Regions from separate parts of the Homo sapiens genome. Here region 2 is linked to region 1. Evidence: chromatin loops called from intact Hi-C (ENCODE). Cell type or tissue: IMR-90. All regions are shown on one strand. Links, peaks and the distances in the headings refer to the core of each region. The heading gives the core; the rest is flanking DNA.

Region 1 (4,401 bases), core at 238-4,237:
AGATACCAATAAGGCTGGTTTCTCCTGAGGACTCTCCTTGATTTCTGGATAGCCACCTTCTGGTCTTCTGTCTTCATTTCTGTGAACACACATTCTTGGAGTCTCTTCCTCTTTTTATAAGGACATCAGTCATAGTAGATTAGGGCCCACTCTTATGACATCATTTAACCTTAATGACCTCTTTAAAGTCCCTACCTCCAAATACAATCACATTGGGGGTTAGGGCTTCAACATATGAATTTTGGGGAATACAATTCAGTGCATAACAAACAGTATAAAACAATAATAGCTACCTCACATGACTGTGGTGATGATTAGATGTATTACTATACAAGTGCCTGGCTCATGGGAAGTTCTATATAAATGCTTACTATTAGGCTAAGCCCCATTAAATTCACATGTCTAACAAGTATCCACAAATCACAGCATCAAGTGGATGAAAACAGACATTTGCAGTCTGTCTTTAAGATTTCTTGTATTGGGACAGTGATATCTTTGGGGATAAATGGAGGACACATCTTGCTGATAACATCTATCTCAATTCAAAACATGGGTGGTTAATATAGAAATGTTAGTGGTTCCTAACAGGAGCAAAACCAATAGATAGCTTTGATTTTCTCACATTCCCAGTGGGACACAAAGGCTTTTTGTGTCTCAGGATTATGTGCTGATAAAGAATGCGGAAAGAATGTTTATGAGGAAGCAGACAAAAGCAGCCTGGCTCCGGTGTATCCACACTTGGCAGCTGTAATGCAGTTTCGGCTACACCAATAATTTCCAATTATTTTTACCTGCAGTCAATTCTCAAGCTAGAAGACTGTGGTGAGAATATGAGATTAATTTAGACAGGCTCAGGCACTCATGTGAACACCAAAATCTGCCACTAAAACAAACATCAGGCTTACATTAATCTATCATTTTTTTTCTCTTGTTACCTTTTCAATCGCCCTTCATGATCCTGGCCAGGGTTCTGTGTGCGTGATAGATGGCGAATGGAATGGCAGACAGCAGCAGAACAACAGCAGCAAAAGTTACCGACCACAAGCACAGACACTGAAAACGAAAGCGGCTTGGTAACTAACAGGCTAATCTTCACGGCAGGAAGAATACTTGGCAATGAAACTTCCCCTGGGAATTGATTCACTACTGTTCACATTTGTTTAAATGAATTTAACATAATCTTCTAATTGTGGAAGTCTGATCCTATCACTCCCCTGCCTATCTGCCTAAAACTCTTCCATATCATCAGGTTGCCTCCAAGATAAAGTCATCATTCCCTTGCATAACACCCAAGGGTTTCATGATCTAGTCCCAACAAATTGCCACATTCATCTCTATTACAGAATCTTCAAAGATACCAGTAGCAGTTCCTAGTACCGTACTTCTGGGCCCTTCACATGCTGCCTTCTCTATCAAGAAAACCCTCCTCATTGGCTCTGATAACTGCTCTATGTCTTTGGTCTCAATGCTGATATCCCCTCCTAGGCAAATTCCATCCATCCACCCCCAACTGAGTAGTTTGCCTCTTCAGCATGTTCCCAGAATACCCCAAATCTAACACTATTATGGGATATATCATACTGTTACATTGTACATATTTAAGCAACTGCCTACTCAAAATTTTCAAGAGAACCTTGTAGCCTAACTATCCAAAAATGAAAATTCCAATATATTATGGTGGTTGAGATCAAGTATTTCTATATCAGACAGACCTGAGCTTGAAACTTATTTGTCTTTTATTACTCATATGGCCCCAAGAGAAGCTGTAACATGGAGACACAATAATATTTATTTTACGGGATTTTGAAGTATTTAATAAGTAAATACACTTGCCGCAGCACCTGGCATGAGGACAAGTTCATAGCTGTTATTTTCATGCTCAGTATCTAATTCATCTCCTACTACTCTATTGAATATAACCCACTCTTCAAGTTGGACTGTTTGGCCTGAAAATAGTCTTAAGTTTTCTCTTCAGCTGAAATACTCCATCTCCCAATCTTTGCATATGGAAACCCTTGCCTTCCAAAAACCCCTTGCTAGTGCCACACTTTCCACCTATCCTTTCCAAGCCTAGACCTGCTTTCTCCCTTCTCTTGGATAGCCCCCTTGTGCTTTTTGGAAAGGGCAGGAGACACTGATGTTTGCTCATTTTTGTGGCAACCCATACCCCAAATTTTCCCCCAATCCAGAGTGTGGTGTCCCATGTGCCACCAAAATGTAAGTATTTTAGAAGCCGGAATATGTGTTTTTATTGCTCTCTAACAATATCTGGCACATGGTAGGCACTCAACAATATATGTTAAATGAATGAGTGAGTTGGCTGTTTCTATTGCAAAAGAAAGCCAGCATTCACCTCCTTTACTTTTTCCTAAGAGCAAATTCTATTGACCAAAATTCACTAAAAACTGGAAATTAAAACTGCAATTTTTAAAAATTTATTACATACGAACATCTCAAGCCCAGTCAATGTACCCCCCGCTAACTGGCTGGGCGCGGTGGCTCACGCCTGCAATCCCAGCACTTTGGGAGGCCAAGGTGGGCTGATCACGAGGTCAGGAGATCAAGACCATCCTGGCTAACACAGTGAAACCCTGTCTCTACTAAAAATACAAAAAATTAGCTGGGCATGGTGGCAGGCGCCTGTAGTCCCAGCTGCTTGGGAGGCTGAGGCAGGAGAATGGCGTGAACCCGGGAGGCAGAGCTTGCAGTGAGCCGAGATCGTGCCACTGCGCTCCAGCTGGGTGAAAGAGCGAGACTCCGTCTCAAAAAAAAAAAAAAAGTACCTCCCGCCCCCTACACACACACACACACACACACACACACACACACACACACACACACACACACACAGAAACAACTATACTTATACTGTGGTCAATTCATAGAACTAGAAGAGAGTTTAGAAATCACCAAATGCAAATGCTTTATTTTAACCACATGGTAAACAAGCACAATGGGTGACTTGGTGTCATCAAGGCACTTTTCCTCCATCTCTTCATCTGGAAACTCCAAAGGTAACTGTCCCCTCATCTATGATGCTTTATCCAACTTCTCCAGATACAGCCAGTAACTCTGTCATCTGCCTTCTCTAAGCACTTCATTTCTACGTGAGTTATAACATTTATCTACATGTCCATTTCTCCAAACAGACTGAAGCTCCTAGAGGGCAAAACCTAAACAAAGCCTAACATAGTGCTGGTACACACTAGTGGTTTACCACATTGGTTAACGTTAAATATAGACAAACAGTAGTTACTAGAACAGGTGTCTGTGGTCCAACTACCTGGGCAGCTGAGGCAGGAGGATGGCTTGAGCCCAGGAGTTTGAGGCTGCAATGAGCCATGACCTCAACTGTGAACAGCCACCGCACTCCAGCCTGGGTAATGTAGCAAGACCCTGTATCTTAAAAAAAAAAAAAAAAAAAAAAGTGTAGTTACTTGAACCTGCTAATTGATAAATTTTAATTGTTTCGATAAGATTACGTGTTATGCTGACATTCACCATCACCATTTTTTAAAGATATAATGATTTAGTAGATTTTAAATTTAAAAGATAAAATAAGCTACATTATAGTAAATTTTGACAACAATTTTCCTTCTAAATATATCCCTGAAATTAGTATATTGTGTTTCAGATAAGATGTAGGAAGCTTTGTGATCCGCCAGACTTGCAGTGTGTAAATAGGGAACAACTTTGAAACTGCTGCCCAACAGCTGGAGTACTCAGCGGGAGCACTGCAGTTAAAAAAAAACACTTTTGTTTCCCTGGGGGCAAAAGGCTAGAGCCAAACACAATAGTACAACCAAAACAACAAAAGGAGAAAAAATGTTTACAGGATTTATCTTGACGCTTTGGGAAGGAAAATAAAATATTACAACACTTCAATGGAAGTGGCACCACGCCGTCATGCAATCCAAAAGCATTTTAAAATCTGCCCATGATGTTTTTTCTAGTAAACATTTCCAAAAGAGCCTGAAACTTGATTTATGTGTGTGAAAGAGAATTAGAGTATACCTCCCTACATTTTACAACTCACATTAAAACTGTCATAACGCCCTGAAAGTATAGGGGAGAAAGTAAGAGCTGAATTGCTATTTTTCTGACATTAGTAAGCAGTCACATTGTAAAGCCTTTGCTATTCTCACAAAAAATAAATAAATAAAATAAACAAAAATCTCAGTTCTCAACTCTCCGGTATGTGTTCATTTTCTAAGACAAACCACTAAAGAAAATATAAGAATTTTAAAAATATTTCTTCCTTTCTTCATATTTTATTATACATCAACTCTGTGCAATTTAAAACAAACTGTGTGGGTGAGTGTGTGTATCTATCCATTCATACACAGTCTAAAGAAGAGAAAGTGAATAGGCAAAGAACTTCAAAAATAGCAAAGCTTATCA
Region 2 (4,401 bases), core at 293-4,292, 61 kb before region 1:
ATAGAATCACCTTGATGGATGAGTATTGAATGAGTATGTTTATACAATATGAGGAATTTAAGGGAAGAAACTTAGTCTTGAAAATTGTACTCCACCAAGTCACTTAGCAATGAGTTAAGAAAGAAACGGCTCTAAAACCATGGAAATTCAAACTCTCAGGAAGCAGCTTAATACAGCTTTGACAGGAGACAGATAGGGAGAAAGTTTAATTCTGTACTTTTAACTCCGTAGTTTCCTCGACTGTAAATAGAAATAATGTCTCCTTTCTCCCAAGATTATTTAAAAGATTATATGGGCATTGAATTCTAAAGTAACTAATGAAGATATTAACATATTTTACAAAATCGATATATGCTAGTTGTCCTCCCAAGTCATCTTTTGAAGTCTTTGACTTTACTTGATTGAACAAGAATTTATCAAGTGTTCATTCTATATCAGAGAGTATACTAAGTACTAATGATGCAATGAGACTAAAATATATTACCTACCTTTAATAATAGCAGAAAAGACAGAGAGGACATGATAACTAGTGAAGCAGCTTATGCACTTGCATGAGAGTGTATAAAACACACATACAAAAATTTAATTCTGCTTTAAAAAATAATAAACAAGAAAAGTCACAAAAGGGTGACTTTAAGGTTTGACGTTGAAATATAAGCAGGAATTGGTCATAGCAAAAAACAAGCCACATTAGGAAAAATTAGACATTAATTCAGGAAAATTTGGATTAGGAAGTCTACTGTGTGCTAGATTCTGAACTGGCACCACACACCCCCGGGGAGAAACCTGGAGACGTGAACATACCTAGTGTCTTCCAAAAAGAACAAGCACATCCCACACACAAACATTTAAAGAAATCTTTATTAGTCAACGTGTGATTTTTAATTTTTTTCTTTTTTTTTTTTTTTTGAGATGGAGTCTTGCTGCGTCACCCAGGCTGGAGTGCAATGGTGTGATCTCGGCTCACTGCAACCTCTACCTCTCAAGTTCAGGCAGTTGTCCTGCCTCAGCCTTCCGAGTAGCTGGGATTACAGGCACCCACCACCATGCCCGGCTAATTTTTGTATTTTTAGTAGAGACGGGTTTCACCATGTTGGCCAGTCTGGTCTCTAACTCCAGACCTCAAGTGATCCGCCCACCTCGGCTTCCTAAAGTGCTGGAATTACAAGCATGAGCCATCGTGCTCGGCCAAATATTCTTAATTATTGTGCAAATGTGTGGACTTTGTATTGTGTTGGGAATGTTTTCCAGGGTTCTTCATAAATTTTAAATAAATATGCAGCCTTAAAACACAAGCATCCATGATAAATAAAATATATTTTGAAAAAGAATACAAAATATCTTTGTGAGCTAAGCAGTCTGAAAATGTCTTTTTTAATAAATAAAACACCAGATTCCAATCTCTCCAGCTCAACTGGTGGTCATAGCTGATGATGTAGGAATGAAATCAATTTAAAAAAAAATATGGTTTAGAATTTAGCAGATGTCACCAATAATGTCAAGAGTACATCAACCGAAATGAAATGCCATTTTAGTTAGGGCAAGCCTCATTATGAACTGAAAATGCTCAAGACATGGTCATGTTAAACTATCAAAAATCCTAGCATTTCCCTGGATGTAATTGTTTGTTTTTCTTTCTTCCTTTCTTAATGAAGCAATGGTCTTTTACAAAACCTCCTTTAAGCGCATCCAACGCAATAAAAGCTCAACATGAGATCTCCTTTTCAATCATAAGTACCTAACACTAAAACTGTTTCCAAATGTAAAGCCAAGAGAGAATCCAAATGAATAACGGTTTGCCTACTAAGCAGAGCTATGTGGCAGGCTGACATTTTCATGGAAAATATACTGTTCTCCACCTCCAACTTTTTTAGACATAGTGGAAAGATGTAATATTATTTATGTTCTTACCCCAATGCAAAAAGGAAGGAAGGAAGGAAGGAAGAGGAAGAAAAAAAGTGAGGGAAGAGAAAGGAAGGAAGGAAGAGAAAAAGCACGGTTGAAAATACAGCTCCTTAGAGTCTTCTAATACAATTTGTTAAAATTGTCATAAACCATTGTGATCACCAACTACTATTTTCAAAGGATTTTGTTTTAAATGCTCAAAACAGAAAATCAAAAACCCCAATGAAAACTAAACACTGCACCTCATTTACAAAATAGGTAGACTGTGATAACTTCTTATTGTACGAATATTTGGATATACTTTAAATAGGATTCCATTTTTAAGTTAAAAAACCTGATACAATTAAATCTTTTAGGAATTACTACTGCAGTATATAAACCAAACTGCACCTTTGGTGCCTTTGCAAATGCAATAGTGTAATAATAGAGAGAAGTTCCTAGGAGACAATGGCTAAACAAATGTACATTTTTCTTATTATAAAACTCTGTCCATTTATAGTTATGTAATAATGAGCCTTGATAGTTTAACATGCTTTATATAAAACTGTAGAATCATTTAGGCCCTTTACAAACCATTAAGATTATCAGCTCTGATGTGAATCATACAAAAATATGCCTATGTCCCTGTTTCAGTCCCAAGATAAAACTATTTTAAGTGAGTCATCAATTCCAGATTTTCAAAGTCAAAATATCCTCACAAAGGGCTCAGCTGAGTCTTTTGAACACAGGTATGAAGTACAAAGTGAATCTAAACCAATGTTACCCCTACCATACAGGTATGTTGTGTTCACAAACACACACACACACACACACACACACACCCTAACTCAATGTAGTTTATTCAATTTTATTTTTACATTTTTATTATTAATTTTTATTCGGTATTTTCATTATTTTAAATTTTATTTCCTTAATCCAGGTATATTCACTTAACTGTCTTATGATTTTGCAGCTATAGTTTATTTTACCCTGATTTTAATATTAGTTTAAATATTTTATCCTTTATTCTTTATTATTCAATTCCCTTTAACTATTTGTATCAATACATAAGGTTTGTACATAGTTATGTGGTACATGTGATATTTAGATTCATGTATACAATATGTATTGATCAAATCAAAGTATTTAGGATATTTACTCAAATATTTATCATTTATTTGTGCTACGAAGATTTCAATTCTTCTACCTATTTTGAAATATACAACATATTGTTAACTATAGTCACCCTACTGTGCTATCAAACACGAGAACGTATTCCTTCTATCTAACTGTATGTTTGTATCCATCAACCAACCCCTCTTCATCCCCGCTTTCCACCCCGCAACCCACACACACCCTTCCCAGCCTCTGGTAATTATCATTCTACTCTCTACTTCCATGAGATCAACTTTTGAAACTCCCACATGTGAATGAGAACATGTGATATTGTCTTTCTGTGCCTGGCATATTTCACTTACCATAGTGAACTCCACGTCCATCCCTGCTGTTGCAAATGACCGGATTTCATTCTTTTTATTCCAGGGCATTTCTAATAGTTTTTTTTTTGTATTTTGTTTGTTTGTTTGTTTGTTTTTGAGGCAGGGTTTTGCTCTGTCTCCAAGGCTATACTGCAGTGGCTCAATCTCAGATTTCAGCTCATTGCAACCTCTGCCTCCCAGGCTCAAGTGATACTCCCACCTCAGCCACCCAAGTAGCTGGGATCACAGGTGCACACCATCACACCAGGTTAATTTTTTGTATTTTTGATAGAGACAGGGTTTCGCCATGTTGCCCAGGCTGGTCTTGAATCCCTGAGCTCAAACAATCCTCCTGCCTCGGCCTCCCAAGGTGCTGGGATTACAGGGGTGAGCTACCATGCCCAGCCTCTAACACTGTTTTTTTTTTTTTTTTACAGACATTTATAAGTAACTTTTACTTACAGATACTAAGAAGATACTTGAGCACAGCAGAGAAAGTCATAAGTACACAGTCCAAAAGCCATAAAGAAAAGACAGAAAGAAATCTTTGAATGATTTTGTATTAAATCACCCCAAATCCCAAGTCAGAGATTTCTTAGGCTAATACGAGATAAGATAATTTATCCTAAAATCACCATTAGGCAACGGTGGCTGACAAACCCATCTTGATTCCATTTAGACAACAGTCTAGGAACTACATGGATAAAATTACTCCTGCAGGAAGATGACAAACTAGCCTCCAAAATAGCCCAGGTGAATGCAAACAAAAAGATTATCTTGTCTCTGGGACGATTCACAACCTCTCCGATGAGGCAGGTAGATATACAAATAACATGATCTCTGAGTACAATTGTATAATTGTGGACTTTTCTCCTGAGCAAACCAGCCATAGACAGACAAGAAGGCATATGGAACTTTCCTAAATGAGTCTTTCTACTCAGTTTCAAAACGACTAATAATACAAATAACTGAATACTTCTGAACCTCCCTTTCAACGTTTTTGGAAAGATACACAACACCCGGGGCAATTGAATATAGC

The links. A loop is a pair of places that touch in the nucleus more often than their neighbours do. Peaks named below come from ENCODE experiments on the same cell type or tissue, not always from the same donor. Only the 100,000 strongest peaks of a DNase experiment are listed, where the experiment ranks them.
Region 2: a loop joins it to region 1, with 1.9 times the contacts of the local background. A loop is called at or near these places in 2 of 110 quality-filtered maps.

Annotation. Positions count from the first base shown.
Region 1 is chr6:128,490,797-128,495,197 of GRCh38, forward strand. The region is part of intron 1 of PTPRK (protein tyrosine phosphatase receptor type K); the gene reads right to left. Among named protein-coding and RNA genes, the nearest start is that of PTPRK, 28 kb to the right of the region's middle. In IMR-90, for the core only: no CTCF peak of the experiment used is centred there; DNase peaks (open chromatin) are centred at 1,075 and 1,835; H3K4me3 peaks cover 205 bases; H3K27ac peaks cover 180 bases.
Region 2 is chr6:128,430,048-128,434,448 of GRCh38, forward strand. All of the region lies in intron 1 of PTPRK (protein tyrosine phosphatase receptor type K), which reads right to left. Among named protein-coding and RNA genes, the nearest start is that of PTPRK, 88 kb to the right of the region's middle. In IMR-90, for the core only: no CTCF peak of the experiment used is centred there; a DNase peak (open chromatin) is centred at 2,524.